Linked DNA regions of Homo sapiens: region 1 is linked to region 2. A link is a loop called in an ENCODE intact Hi-C map of the cell type or tissue named here. Cell type or tissue: heart right ventricle. All regions are shown on one strand.

The links. Peaks named below come from ENCODE experiments on the same cell type or tissue, not always from the same donor. Only the 100,000 strongest peaks of a DNase experiment are listed, where the experiment ranks them.
Region 1: it touches region 2 in a loop (4-fold over the local background); 2 of 110 quality-filtered maps call a loop at or near these places.

The regions. Positions count from the first base shown.
Region 1 is chr14:100,211,296-100,219,295 of GRCh38, reverse strand. All of the region lies in intron 1 of YY1-DT (YY1 divergent transcript), which reads left to right. Among named protein-coding and RNA genes, the nearest start is that of YY1-DT, 23 kb to the left of the region's middle. RefSeq lists enhancers at 885-1,386, 4,326-4,375, 5,053-5,553 and a silencer at 4,596-5,315. In heart right ventricle, no CTCF peak of the experiment used is centred here; DNase peaks (open chromatin) are centred at 4,675 and 5,175; H3K4me3 peaks cover 1,800 bases; H3K27ac peaks cover 1,942 bases.
Region 2 is chr14:99,992,403-100,000,402 of GRCh38, reverse strand. It overlaps a transcript of EVL not described here. Among named protein-coding and RNA genes, the nearest start is that of EVL, 69 kb to the left of the region's middle. In heart right ventricle, a CTCF peak has its summit at 4,470; a DNase peak (open chromatin) is centred at 4,438.

The DNA of each region.
Region 1 (8,000 bases), 220 kb before region 2:
GGCTTTCAAGGTGATTGTGAGAATGAAGTTAGGTGGTACATATAAAGAAACTTAGCTTGGTGCCTTCTTCCTGGTATATCCTAAGTGTGTTTCCATGAAGAGCACTGGGACGTTGCTATGGAAGCACAGAGCAGAGGAGGGGTGAGCACTGGCCAAAAATCAGGAGACCCGAATTCTACTCACCATGCTACCAATGCAGTGTGACCTTGGGTACATCCCCTCTGGGTTGAAATAGATTTGTATGTATGAAAAGTGCCCTAAAAAGTCACAACTGGGCTGGGTGTGGTGGCTCACGCCTGTAATCCCAGCACTTTGGGAGGCCAAGGTGGACAGATCACTTGAGGTCAGGAGTTCATGACCAGCCTGGCCAACATGGTAAAACCCCATCTCTACTAAAAATACAAAAATAATTAGCTGGGGCTTAGTGGCGCACACCTGTAATCCCAGCTACTCCGGGCGGCTGAGGTGGGAGAATTGCTTGAACCTAGAAGGCAGAGGTTGCGGTGAGCCAAGATCACACCACTGCACCCCAGCCTGGGCGACAGAGTGAGACTCCGTCTCAAAAAAACAAAGTCACAACAAAAAGGGCCCATTTCTGCCAGCTTCCACGTGGGCTTTTATAATAGTTTACAGGAGCTCACTGGGTGCGCCCAGGACCAGGGTGGGGAGACTGAAGCCTGTGGAGCAGGCCACGGCAGGACCAGGCAGGGCCTCCCACGTGCTGTCCTGCAGGACCTCGCTCACTGAAGACGCCATCAGTCAGGCCATCATCAGTTTGCCCAGAAGCTTGTGAGCACCAGCAGACAGGGCCACCTCTCTTTTACCCTGTGCCTTGCTAGAATCAGCCGGGGCTAGGAAAACAGCGGTTGATACAAACAGACATGAGTGGCAGCGGGTGGGCACTGAAGCCAGGCTTCTAGCCCAGGCCCAGCAGGTTCTGTGAGCAGGTGCTGTGCTGTTGACCAGTGCCATTCCTGTTCCAATGAGGCATCGAAGCTGGCACAGGGGGCTTTGCTGGGCTGCAACAGGTGTTCAGGATGGGGCTCAGAGGTTGGCACTTGGCAAGCAGAAGGGGCACGGGCTGGCCAGTAGAACAGCGCTGGGGTGCACGAGGCAAGAGGTAGAGATAAGTCACTGAGAAGGGCAGAAGTGGGGGGACCTGTTTCCAAAGCACTAAGGCTGGTGGCCAGAGCCCTGCCGGCTGCATCAAGTCAGGAGAGTGTGCTCCTGGAAGCATGGGCAAGCGGGGGAGACTCAACCTTAGTTCTGAGTCCAGAAATAAAATGGCCCTCTATTACACAGTTATCTTTGACTCCTCAAGCCCCTCTTGCTTTCACATTGAGTCACTAAATGCTGTCCTTTTTCTGATAGTCTCTACATTTTATTCCTTTGCTTTCAATTTGGTGAGAAAGGTATACATACAGAAGTGTATACAAAAACTGTGCAAAGAAGTTAGAGAATAATTGTATCATGAACCAGCACCCAGGTAAAGATATAAACACAGCCAGCATCCCAGAGGCTGTGCCCCAGCCTGACCATGACCGTTCCTTCTCCCTACAGGTCCTAGTGCAGTTTTGTGATGTGATACAGCCTTGCATTTCTTTATTGCTTTGCACCATTGGGGTTTTAATTGGGATTGCATGGATCTTATAAATCACATGGAGAAAGTGGACTTCTTTTAATGTTAATCCATGGACGCGGTATATCTCTCTAGTTACAATGTCCCCTTTGTCTCACAATCAGGGTTTCTGATTTTCTCCATAGAGATCTTGTACTTTTAAAAAAATTGTTTTCTTGGCTAGGTGCGGTGGCTCGTGCCTGTAATCCCAGCACTTTGGGAGGCCAAGGCAGGCAGATTACTTGAGGTCAGGAGTTTGAGACCAGCCTGGCCAACATGGTGAAATCCTGTCTCTACAAAAATACAAAAATTGGCTGGGCGTCATGGCGGGCGCCTGTAATCCCAGCTACTTGGGAGGCCGAGGCAGGAGAATTACTTGAACCCAGGAGGCAGAGGTTGCAGTGAGCCCAGATCGTGCCATTGCACTCCAGCCTGGGTGACAGAGCAAGACTGTTTCAAAAAAGAAAAAAAAATTGTTTTATTTTATTTCTTTCCTGAGATCTCTGTATGTACTTGTTTTATTAAGAGGTCTGTGATATTATTATAAATTTTTTTTTTTCTTTTTTGAGACACAGTCTCGCCCTGTCGCCCAGGCTGGAGTGCAGTGGCACAATCTCGGCTCACTGCAACTTCCGTCTCCTGGGTTCAAGCGATTCTCCTGCCTCAGCCTCCTGAGTAGCTAGGGCTACAGGTGTGTGCCACCACGCCCGGCTAACTTTTTTTGTATTTTTTAGTAGAGACAGGGTTTCACCGTGTTAGCCAGGATGGTCTTGATCTCCTGACCTCATGATCTGCCCACCTCGGCCTCCCAAAGTGCTGGGAGTGTGAGCCACCGCACCCAGCCTATAAATGATTTTTCTTGCTGGATGTTTTAACTGTTACAGCTGGAATTTTAAAATGCAGCTGAGAGTGCCTATAGTCCCAGGTACTCAGAAGGCTGAGGTGGGAGTATTGCTTGGGCCCAGGAGGCTGCATTCCAGCCTGGGCAACATAGCAAAACCCCATCTCAAAAGATAAATAAAAATTTTTTAAATGAAAATGCAGTGGGTTTGTGTATATTGATTTTTATATCTAGCAAGCTCACTAAACTCTCATGGTAACTTACCTTGTGATTCTTTGGCTTTTATATCATCTCTAAATAATGACAGTTTGTTTTTTTCCTTTCAGATCTTTATATCCTTTTCTTTTTCCTTGCCTTTCTTCCCTGGCCTGGACTTCCCGTACAGTTTGCACCCTACTGGAGGTGGTGACAGTGGGCATCGTTGCCATGTTTCCATTCTCACAGGGAAAGCTATCATTGTTCCTCCACTATCTACGATGTTTGTTATGGGGTTTTACAGCTACCCTTTGTCAGGGCAAGGAAGTCCCTTCCATTCTTAGGTTGCTAAGAGTTTTTCTCATGAGTGGATCTTTAGTTTTCTCTACGAGCCTAGAGAGGATGGTATGTCTTTTCCTTTTTTCCATTAAAGTGATAGATGATGCTGAGTTTTCCAATGCTGACGGACCCTGCGCTCCTGAGAGAAACAGGCTTGACTGTGTTGTATTGTCTTTTTTAGAAGCTGCCAGATTCAGTTTGTTACTCGTGTAGGATTTTTGTGTCTATTTTTCATGAATGAGATTGCCCTGTCCTTTTTCTTTTTCATATTTCCCTTATTAGGTGTTGGTGTCAAGGTTATCATTGCCTCACCGAACCAGTTGGGCAGTCCCCTCTTTTTCTGTGTTCTGAGTTTGTATAAAAGCGGAACTCTTTGTTCCATACATGTATATTAAAACTCACGGAGGATGCCATCTGGGCCTGGAGTTTGCTCTGCAGGAAGGTCGACTCCTGATTAACTTGGTCTTTCATGAACCTCCCATCCTTCCAGACCAGACCACCTCACCGGTGGACCATAGTGGCACCCTAAGGAGCACTGCCCCAGGCCTCCTCCCCAGCCAGTCTTCCTGTTCCCAGCTCTCTCCACCGGTCCCCACTGTCCCCTGATAAAATGTAGATTTACTGTCAGACTCAGGGCCCTCACCTGTGGCCAAACCACTTGCCTATCCTACCCTTCTGCTGTGTCCTGCTGAACTGGAGGCACGCCTGGGCCTCCTGTGCTGGAGCCTCCGCCCACGTGTGGCCCATCCAGACTCCTCCTGCCACTAGGGCCACTTCTTCCGGGAAGCCTGCCCTTCCCTTTAACTGCAGGGCCCTGTCTCCTATAGCTCCCAATTTCCACGTATGATCAAGACCGCTCTGGGGTAGAATTATAATCACTCCCTACCCAAGTGAGTGATCCGAGAGGATGGGTATATGCTTCCAGTTACTTGCTTATTCGGTCAACAAAACATACGAAGCACCAGGCACCATATGGAGCTGGAATACATCAGTAACCAAGACTCACAGCTTCCAGTCTCCAGAGCTCTCCAGTGAGTGGAAATAAGACAGCTTTCACTCGACAGGTGAGCACTGAAAAACGAGTTTTAATCACCCAGAATCCCACTGCTAATGGATGAGAGCATTTCTTCTCTTCTCCGCTTTAAAAAGGCGTATAATTATCTACCTGAGTAAGTACAAGCTACACACTACGCTAATTTACGGATAAGGAAACCGAGGCGTGGGGCACTGAGGCTGAAGCTGGCCCGGCTTAGGAATGCTTGGGGTCTGGATTTTGACTCAGCAGGTTGACTCGGAGCCTCCCTGCCTTCTTGAAAAAATAGAATGTGTGTTGAGCTCTGTCCTCGTTTGGGCCTCGAGTTTCACTTATCTTACTACAGACACCACCTTGGGAACACGAAATGTGCATCTCGCCCCTATCTGGGTGTCACCCTCACCGGCTCCCTTGCTTTCTTTTCGGGCTGTAGGGGCAGAACCCAGCCCGGGAGTTCGGAGCCTGGGCTCTCCCGGCGCTGCCATCAACTCCCTGTGATCCCAGCTCGTCACTAGGCCTCTCTGCGCCTCTTTCCACCTGTGTTAGGCGGGGCTGGGATTCCACCCCTGGCGATGGGCGTCGAGGATCCAGCACAGCCGGGGCGGGGCTAGGCGGGCGCGGGGGACGAGGGGCCCCGGGGAGGAGGGCGGGGCGGGGCACGAGGGCCCTGAGAGCCGGAAGCGCGGGGCGGGGCCTGTGCCGGGTGCACCTCGCGAGCTAGCTGCCGCCCCGCCTGTGTCGCGGTCGTACCCTCCGCCCTCTGCGCCGAGAGCCGCTGCCGCCCGAGACCTTCGAGGGCTCCTCGCCCCTGCTTCCTGGGAGACCCTCTCCGCTGGGAGAGTCGCAGTCACGGAGCCGGGGGACACCTGTACGGGCAGGCGGCCGGCGAAGGCCCGGCCCGAGAGGAAGCGGGCCCCGAACGCCGCAACTGCCTGGGAAGCGGCTTTGCGTGTGCGCGGCGAGAGTAGCGGGGCCATTGCCGGGCGTCTCAGGCGCCCGGGGCACCTCCGCCCTTCTTCCTGCCGCAGCTTCCTCGCGGCACTGGGAAGGGCGGCGGGAACGCAGGCGCTGCGCCGGGCGAAGGCCGCGGCCCTGCTCTCATCCTCAGCAGTTGGGAGGCTGGGGCTGGGCTACACCGACCCGAGCGGGGGCCGGGCGCGGGCCAGGCTCCTCCCTCATCTCCGGCTCCGTGGGCCGCGTGGCTGCCCCTTGGCAGGCTCTGCGGGGTCCCTGTCCCTGCCTGGGTAGTGTGCGCCCTTACCCTCCCGCCCCGCTTCAGGCCCTGCAGTTGAGAACACGGCGCCCTCGCCCCAGCCTGGTCCTCGCTCTAGATCCCGACCCTGACGCAGCCTGGGGAAGCCTACAAAGCCCCTCTCAAAATATTTTTAGATGAATAAAATAACAAGATTAGGAAGGAAGGCTACTATGGTAAATAGTTGGCTGGTCGCGGGGCTCACGCCGGTTTTCCCAACAATTTGGGAGGCCGAGGCGGGAGGATCGCTTGAGCCTAGGAGTTGGAGACCAGCCTGGCCAACATAGTGAGACCGTCTCTACAAAAACTTTTTTTTTTAATTAGCCGGGCGTGGTGGAGCACATCTGAGGGCCCAGCTACTCGGGAGCTGAGGCAGGAGGATCCCTTAAGCCTGGGAAGTCAAGGCTGCAGTGAGCCGAGATGGGTGCCACTTCACTCCAGCCTAGGCGACAGAGTGAGACTTGCAGAAGGAAAGAGAGAAAAGAAATACAGTAACAGTTAATAAAATTCTTAACACACATGTAATAATGTATTTTACTCACACATTAAATAACAAGACTAAAGTTGCAAGTCTAATATTCACCATGATTTTGAAATACCAGTGAGTATAAATGATATTTAGAGATTTCTGCAACAGCTGAAATGTGATATGAATATATCTGGGTTTCTCTTGGTGACAAAGTCACAGGGACAGCTAACACCTACTACTGTGGGAATTTTAATATCAGAGGTGGGTGAAAATGAGATCGCATACATTCCTTCAACCCAAATTCAGAAGCCCCCTGGCTTCTATCCTCTGACCTCCCTTCCCCTCCCCTCTCTCTGTGGATCCCAGGTTAAGAACCCCCACCCATGTGACGGGGTGTGAAGAGCTCAGTGGGAGGGGCAGAGAGGAAGAGCCTCCCTGACCCCGGTGTTTGCCTAAAGAGAAGCACAGAGCCAGTTTTCATACTCTGGGCCTTTGCACATGCTGTTCCCTCTGCTGGGCCTTCCCATCCCCCTGCCCCCTCTGCCACCCCAACCTCCTGTCTCCTTGAAAATACCCTACCCCATGCCACCCCCAGCATGGGGTTTCCTCTCTTCTCTTGCTGTCTAGTATCTTCCCAGCTCCACACAGAGCCTGTGTGTTGATCTCAGGGGTTTGTGTTCAGGCCTGGCCTCCTGCTGGGCTGAGCTAGGCAAGGCCTGGGCTGGGGCTGCTCCATCCCTAGGGCCCATTTCAATACTGGTGCTCAACGCATGTTTATTGGATGGATGGATGGATGGATGGATGGATGGATGGATGGATGGATGGAAAAGGTCATGCCCACCATGTTTTCTAAGCATCTTGCAGTCAGCAGCCGCCTGACTCATCTTTGGGCACCCTCCCCTGGCAACAGCAAAGGCTGTGTCACCAGCCCTTCCGACCAGGCTCCTGAGGGGGGTCTTGCATACCTTCTCACAGGTCGTGTCCTAAGATCCCATTTCACCAGTGGGGAACCTGGCCCTGGGAAAGGTCAAGGCTGGCTCCCTTGGTCTGGGAGCTGGCAAGTGGTGCATGAGGGATTCCATCCAGCCTGCCCTGGCCACACTGCTATCCGGTACATCAGCTCAAAGGGCCTCTGCAGAGGCCAAGGTGATGGGAGAGTTGGCCACATGTGAGAATAAGCCCATGCCCTCTGGAGGGAACTCTACTTTGAGTGATAACACTTCTTAAAATGGTTAAGTCATCATTAAGACAAAAACCAAATACACTTCTGATTTCATTCACCCTGTGCACCCGTGGTCACCCCAGCCAAGGGAGACTTGGTGATGCAGGGGATTGAGAAGCAGCCACTGTCTCGATGCTCCCAGCATGGTGGGGGCACCAGGAGTGTGAGTTGGAGGGGGGAAGGAGAGGGCAGGACCACTGGGGCAGGCTGGGAGGGCTTCACGGAGGAGGTGCTGCTTGGGTGAGGCCTAAAGGTCAGTAGGAATTACCTGTATGCAGGAGAGGATGGAAGGGAGTAGGAGGACACTGTAGTCCAAAGGCCCGAGGGGTGAACCTGCAAGTCCCATTTGGACAACTGAGCTCAGCTTGGGGAGCTCGGCCCTTAGGAGCCTCCGGTACAGCACACGAAACCAGTCAGCCACAAAACCAGGAGGTGGTTGTTAAGTTTCTTCTACCCATGCAGGTAAAGTTGAGAGAACCGTGAACTGGTTTCCTGCGGAGAGGATCCTGGAGCACAGTCCATGGCTGGGAGCCTCCAGACCTCGGGTGCGAAAGGTAGTGATGGGAGAAGGGAGGACACCCCAGGCAGAGGACACGACCTGGACACAGAAGTGGAGACTGGATTGGGAGTAGAGGAGTGAGGCTGCCTGGTGCCTCAGAGCTGGAGGAAGAATGACAACTGAGCCTGGACACCTGGGCTGGGGCAGGACACCTGGGACACTGGGAAGAGCCTGGGGCACTGGGAAGAGCCTGAGGCACCAGGCTGAGGCACCTGGGGCTGGCGGGCAGGAGGGCGCGTACGGGGGGAGCCACGGAGGCCTTTGGATACTCTAGCACTGTGTGGAGGATGGCGGAGAAAGGCTCGCACAGGCCCCCTGAGCCCGGCATGGGGATCCTGGGTAATAACCACACCTACCCACCTACCCAATGGGTACAGACCTTTTATCTCATTGGATTCACCCAACATCTTATGAAGAAGGCAGAAAAGTTTATTCACTTATCCAAAAAACATGATCCGTTTAGATCTGAGCT
Region 2 (8,000 bases):
GCACTCCAGCCTGGGTGACAGAGCGAGACTCCGTCTCAAAAAAAAAAAAAAAAAAAAAAAAAGAATGCAACAGTTTGTCTCTTATCTACCTATGACCTGGAAGCTCCATCCTTGCTTGAGTTGTCCTGCCTTTCTGGACAAAATCAATGTACATCTTACATTTATTGACTGATGTCTCATGTCTCCCTAAAATGTATAAAACCAAGTTGTGCCCTGACCACCTTGGGCACACGTTGTCAGGACCTCCTGAGGGTGTGTGATGGACACGTGTCCTCAACCTTGGCAAAACAAACTTTCTAAATTAACTGAGACCTATCTCAGATATTCGGGGTTCACACTTCCTATTCCATTCCAATACTGGTGGACTAGCTGTAGATCAATGTTTCTGGTGAAATAACCAAAAATGCCAGGTAACACAGTTAAGCAAGCAAACAAAAAGCACTTCTAAAGGCTTCAAATGGCTGTGAAGACAGTAAAGAATTACTAGGCAAAAACTAAAGAGAAAAACAGGGGTTCCCCAAAAGACAAATGAGCACAGAGCCCCTTTTGCCCTGAGGGCATCTGTTGATCCCAGAAAACACAAACTTTTGTGCTGATGGCCTCACAGGGGAAGAGAGTGACCCCCCACCACAGTATGCCCTCTTCATAGTAAGCTCCAGGGGTCCACAGACATCTCTCTGCAGAAGCAATCCATGGCGCCTCAAAGGAAGAATTCCTACCACCACCCATAAATAAAGGCTGACATGTTTTATTTTAATTTTTTAAAAAGTGTTAGAGACAGGGTCTTGTGTTGCTCAGGCTGGTCTCTAATTCCTGGCCTCAGGTGATCCTCCTGCCTCAGCCTTCTGAATAGCTGTGATTATAGACAGGAGCCACCACATTTAGCTAAAAGTTAAAGTGCTGTTTATTGAGTACTTATTATGTCCCAGGCACTGCTCTACATTCTTTATATGTGTCAGCGGATTTAATCCTGAGGGAATGGCAAAGAGATCTTGTTATTTTTCCCATTTGATAAATGAGGAACCTGAGGGACAGAGAGGTAAAGTAATTTGCTCATGATCACATAGTTCAAAAGTGGCAGAGCTGATCACACTCAAATTCAGGCTGCCTGACTCCAGAATCTGTACTCTTAATCACTACAGAATAAGTTAAAACCAAAAGGGCACAAATATATTTATTCCTATGTGACTTCAAATAGCAAAAAACTAAATATCCATTGGCAAGGGACTGGTCAAATAATGTATGGTAGACACAACAGAGTACCAGTCACTAGAAATATAGCCCTTCACTAACTGCATGAACATTACTACTGTTGAATAAAAACATTATAGAAAATTATTATAAATTTATAAATTACTATAATTTATAAATTATAAAGTATAATAAACATTTCCACAAATCAAATAAAAAAGCAAATATAAAAGTATAGACAGTATATTCTCACTTATGCACCATCATAATATTATACACCACATAGTGTAATAGCATGGTCTTGAGATTCAGAGACCATTACTGGACCTTGGACAATTTACTTCATTATTCTAAACACCAATTTCCTCCTGAGCAAAATGGGGCAACATTATGTATCTTGGAGGGTTTTTTGTGAGAATCAAATGATATAATGCATATAAAGTTGCTCATCCTAGAACCATACATAAACGCTAGTAAACACAGTTATTCCATTATTATTATGCTTTTATCTGTATATATGTTTGTATAAAAAAAATTTGGAATCATGTTAGCCAAAATGCTAACTACTACTAATTTCCAAGGCATGTCAGATGATTTATTCTTTATTTTTGTACTTTTCTGTATTGCAAAATTTGTAGAATGAGCAAGTATGATTTTTACAAAACTAGTAACTTTTATAGATGCAGACATGTATATATATGTGTGTGTGTATGTATCTCCTCCCAGCATACAGATAACAATGCTTGTACAAAATAAATACTCCTCTATTCTGACAGCATTAAAGTGATAAGACAATATCTCAAATTAGAGATCCATGGGAAGGAGAAAGAACAAGCTGAGGAGAGTCAGATCTTAGACCCGGAACACCACTATGCATATAATAAATATTTTGTTGTGCGGAGTGCAGGGGCTCATGTCTGTAATCCCAGCACTTTGGGAGGCTGGGGTGGGAGGATCACTGGAGCCGCGTTTGAGACTACACTGGGCAACACAGTAAGTCCATGGTTCTACAAATAATAAAAAAATTAGCTAGGCATAGTGGCGCAGATCTGTGTTCCCAGCTGCTTGGGAGACTGAGGTGGGAGAATTATTTGAGCCCAGGTGGTGAAAGCTACAGTGAGCCATGATCACACCACAGCACTCCAGCCCGGGTAAAAGAGCAAGACTTTGTCTCAAAAAAATAAAAAATAAAATAAATAAATGAATAAATAAAGAGTTGTTGAATGAATGAAGGAACAAATGAATTGAGAGGCAATACAGTACAGATGGGAGACTATGAATCCAAGAGGTTAAATGACTTCATCAGTCAAACCTTGCATTTCTAATCATGCTTGGTAACAGAAAGGGAACTGTATAGAGTATTTCCCCTTAGGAAAGGAGAGGTAAGGGAGGAAAAATAAATCTGTAATTTCAGCTCTGCTTAATGAAGAGTAGGGCAGAGGTTGACATCAGGGAACAGAGTTTGAAGTTACACATGAACATCACTTCCTTCTAACGCAAACAACCAATAAAAGGAGAAATCTGTGTTTATTGCCTCACCTGACCTAGTTCTGCCCTAATTTTGGATGTACAGAACCCTGATAGGTCTGTCCTCTCTTCACCCATTCCTCAAAACACTGACTTCAGACCTATCTCCATTTCACAACAACTCTACTCCCACGGCCCTCCCCATACCTTTCTTGTCCTAATCTTTTCCTCTCCCAGAATCAAAATCATTCATCTTGGTCAATGGACACTAAGCATATACTGCATGCCCAGCTGTGGCATAAGACACCTTAATCTTGTGACCTGGACTACATAAAGGCTAAGCCTATGTACTGACTAATACGTACAGGATGGTTGCCTCCCTGCCCTTCAGGCAAGAACAACTGAGCAAGAGAAACTGAATTGTGATCATTAAACACCTACATCATTCTTCCCTTCCAGCTTCTTAACTTCCTCAAAGCTTGGAATTCTCAATGAGAAGCTGGGCATTTACATTAGCCATACAAGAAATGCCAAAGGAGTTACACTTAGGCAAACAATTATTTTTGCAAGTGATTAAAAAAAGGAATGCGTAATAAAGATGGGAAATGACACAAACTGAAGGTCTACATCATGTAATAACAGAGTATCTAAAATTTCTGAGTTATGACATTTTGAGCAGTCCAGTCAGTACCGTGACTCTCAAGCTTGGAATTGCTAGTCTACAATTTCTAGCCAAATGGGTGTCACCTCATCACTCCGTGCCTCAGGTTCTTCCCCTATAAAAAGAGGGCAGTAGGCCGAGCGCAGTGGCTCACGTCTGTAATCCTGCACTTTGGGAGGCCAAGGCAGTTGGATTGCTTGAACTCAGGAGTTCGAGGCCAGCCTGGGCAACATGGCTAGATCCCATCTCTAAAAAAATACAGAAATCAGCCAGACACGGTGGCATGTGCCTATAGTCCCAGCCACTCTGGAGGCTGAGGTAAGAGGATCACTTGAGCCCAGGAGGTTGAGGCTGCAGTGAGCTGTGATTGTGCCACTGACCTCCAGCCTGGGTGACAGAGCTAGACCCTGCCTCAAAAAAAAAGGGGGAAGGGGGAAAAGAGAGTAGTAATCATACCTACCTCTTGGAGATATTGCAAAGATTAAATGAGATAATGTATGTTAACTGGTTAGAACAATGCCTGGCATGTAAAAATACTCAACAAATGAGTTATTTTTACTATTTATGTTAATTGAGAAATAGAATTGAAGTCCCCTTACCAAGTTGCACTTTTGAACTCAGAGTTCACATTTTATCACATTTCATGAACTATATAAAGGGATTAAATTAGTTCCCAGAGAAGGTTGACTCCAAAAGAGAGAGCACAGGAAGATGATGGAATAGAAAACACCAGATCCTCCTTCCCCTATGGAGATGAATTAACAATGTTAGATGGCCTCTGTGAGAAATCCAGAAACCAGTTAAGAGGTTTCTGTACCCCAAGTATGCCAAGAAGAACCTCATGAAAGCCAGCAGAAAAGTTCATGGCATATACTTTCCACAGCCTCTCCCCAGCACAGCATAGCACCATTGGAAAAAAAAAAAAAATCCCAAATCCCTTCTTTCTTGGATGAAAAGATAAAAGTAGAGCACACATTCAATGTTCTCACTTTGATGGGGTGGTGGGGGAGGGGGGAAGCTACCTGAGGGACTGGTTTCTTAACTGAATCTAAGACAGAAGTGGGCACCAGGTTGGAAGCCACTGAAAACAAAGATCACTGCAACTGGCTGTAGCACCAGAGAGTGTGCAGTACCACTGACAGACGCTAGGGAGAACTCCAGTACCAAGGCTTGCCACAGCACCAGAGAGGAAACAGTACCACAGATGGAAATCGGGAAGTGAAAATCCTGAGTACAAATAGGTAAACCTCAACTAGGGTATTACATGCATAGAGAAGACTCAACCCAAGAAAAGGCTTGAGAGTTCTCCAGATTATCTAGTAAAGTTGACTGGTGATGATCTCTCCCTGTACAAAGCCAGATTGTAAGGACTGGGAGGGGTGCTGTTTTTTCAAATACTCAAGTCTCAACAAAAGATAATAAGGTATACAAAGAAACAGGGAAACATGGCCCAATCAAAACCACAAGTTAAATCTCCAGAAACTAACCCTAAATAGATTTATATGAATTACCAAAGAATTCAAAATAGCCACTGTAAGGATGCTCAATGAACTAAAAGACAACACAGATAGAAAACTAAAGAAATCAGGAAAACAATGCATAAACAAAATGAGAATATCAACAAAGAAAAACTATGAAGAGCCAATTGAAAAATTAACTAGAGGGGTTCAAAAGCACTTAACTAGGCAGAGGACAGAACCACCGAACTCAAAGTCAAGACATTTGAAATTACTGAGTCAGAGGGATAAAACGAAAAAAGAATAAAGAAAGGTGAAGAGAACCTCAAAGAACTTATCGACTACCATCCAGTGAAATAACATGTAAATAATGGACATCTCAGAATACAAAGAAAAAGACAAAGAGGCAGAGAGCCTAAAACTTCTCAACTCTGAGGAAAGCCATGGAGACACAAATTCAAGGTTAAAAAAACTCCAAATAGAATAAATCCAGACACGCATACTAACACACGTAATAACCAAACTGCCAAAAGTCACAGACAAAAAGAGAATCCTGAAAGCAGCAAGAGAAAGGTGACTCTTCATGTATAAGGAAGCTCCTATAAGATTATCAAATAATTTCTAAGTAGGAATCTTGCAGGCCAGAAGGGAGTGGGATGATATATTCAAAGTGCTGAAAGGAAAAAATAACTGTCAAATAAGAATACTACATGCAGCAAAACTGTCCTTCAAAATGAAGGAAGGAGAAATGAAGACTTTTTTCCCTTCTTTCAGATAAATAAAAGCTGACACTAAACCTCCCCTACTAGAAATGCTAAAGGGACGTCAAGTTGAAATGAAAAGATGTTAAATAGCATCATGAAACCATGAGAATATACAAAACTCCCTGGTAAAGGTAAATATGTAGACAAATATAGAATCCTATAGTATTGTAATGTAGGTGAGTAAATAACTTTTAAACAGTATAGAATTTTAAAAACAAAAGATAAAAAGTAACTATAAGTCTGTTAATGGATATGAAATAAAAAAGGTAATTTGTATTATCAATAACATAACGGGGTGGACAGGGATGTAAAGGAGTAGAGTTTTTAACGCAACAGAAAGGAAGTTGTTATTAGTTTGAAGTAGATTGTTATAACTTTAAGATGTTTTATGTAATTGTAATGGTAATCACAAGTAAAATATCTATAGAATACATACAATGGGAAATGATAAGGGAATCAAAATATGTCACTACAAAAAAAATCAATAAAACACAAAAGCAGCAACAAGAGAAGAAATGAGAGACAAAAAGCTACAAGGCATACAGAAAAACTATTAACAAAATAATAGTAAATCCTTCCCAATCAGTAATTACTTTAATGTAAATGGATTAAAGTCCAATTAAAAGACATAGATTGGTTGAATGGATAGAAAACCAGAATCCAACTATATGCTGTCTACAATAGATCCACTGTAGATCTTAAGACACAAATAGGCTGAAAGTACAAAAAAAAAAAAAAAAAAAAAAAAAAGCCAAAAGGCTGGGTGTAGTGGCTCACACCTGTAATTCCAAACTGGATACAACTTAAAAGAAACTGACAAATTCCTAAAAATATACAACCTACCAAGACTGAAGAAATAAAAAAATCTGGGCTGGGCACAGTGGCTCACACCTGTAATCCCAACACTTTGGGAAGCTGAGGCAGGCAGATCACCTGAGGTCAGGAGCTCGAGACCAGCCTGGCCAACATGGTGAAACTCCGTCTCTACTAAAAATACAAAAAAATTAGTCGGGCATGGTGGCGGGCACCTGTAATCCCAGCTACTTGGGAGGCTGAGGCAGAAGAATCGCTTGAACCCAGAAGCAGAGGCTGCAGTGAGGGAAGACTGCGCCATTGCACTCCAGCCTGGGCAACAAGGATGGAACTCTAAGTCAAAAAAAAAAAAAAAAAAAAAAAAGAAAGAAAGAAACAATCTGAAAAGACTTATAATTAATAAAGAAATTGAAGCAGTAATCAAAAACCTCTCAACAAAGAAAGATGTCTTCACTGGAGAATTTTTCCAAACATTTAAATAAGAATTAACATCAATCCTCAAACTCTTCCGAAGAATTGAAGATGAGGGAACACTCCCAAACTCATTCTATTAGGTCAGCATTAATCTGATACCAAAACCAGACAAAGACAAAATAAGAAAACTACAAACCAATATCTGATGAATACCGATGAAGGAGTCCTTAACAAAATACTAACAAACTGAATTCAACAACACATTAAAAGGATTAAACGACCGGGCGCGGTGGCTCACGCCTGTAATCCTAGCACTTTGGGAGGCCAAGGTGGGCAGATCACGAGGTCAGGAGATTGAGACCATTTTGGCTAACACCGTGAAACCCTGTCTCTACTAAAAATAAAAAAAAATTAGCCAGGCGTGGTGGCACGTGCCTGTAGTCCCAGCTACTCAGGAGGCTGAGGCAGGAGAATCACTTGAACCTGGCAGGCAGAGGTTGCAGTGAGCCGAAATCATGCCACTGCACTCCAGCCTGGGTGATAGAGCAAGACTCCGTCTCAAAAAAAAAAAAAAAAAAGGATTATACGCCACCACCAATGCCTGGAATGCAAGAATGGCTCAACATACAAAAATCAACGCAATACATTAACAAATGAAGGACAAAAACCATATAATCATCTCAATTAATACAAAAAAATGCATATGACAAAATTCAACACCCTTTCATGATAACAAAACAAAACAAAACACTCAAAAAACTCAGAATAGAGGAAACTACCTCAACATAATAAAAGCCAGATAGGAAAAGCTCACAGTTAACATCATACTCAATAGTGAAAGGATGAAAGATTTTCCCCTAAGATCAGAAGAAATAAGGCAATGATGTCCATTTGCATGTATGGTCAAATAATCTTCAACAAGGGCACAAAGAGTACACAATGAAGAAAAGACAGACTTTTCAACAAACAGTGTTAGGAAAACTGAATATTCATATGCCAAAGAATGAGGTTAGATCCTTACCTTACACCATACACAAAGATTAACTAAAAATGGATTAAAGACCTAAACATAACACCTATAACACTCCTAAAAGAAAACGTGGCGGAAAAGTTTCAAGACATTTGATTTGACAATGATGTCCTGAATATAATACCAACAGCAAAAATAGACAAATGAGACTAAATCATATTTAAAACTTCTGCACAAAAGAAAACAATCAACAAAGTGAAAAG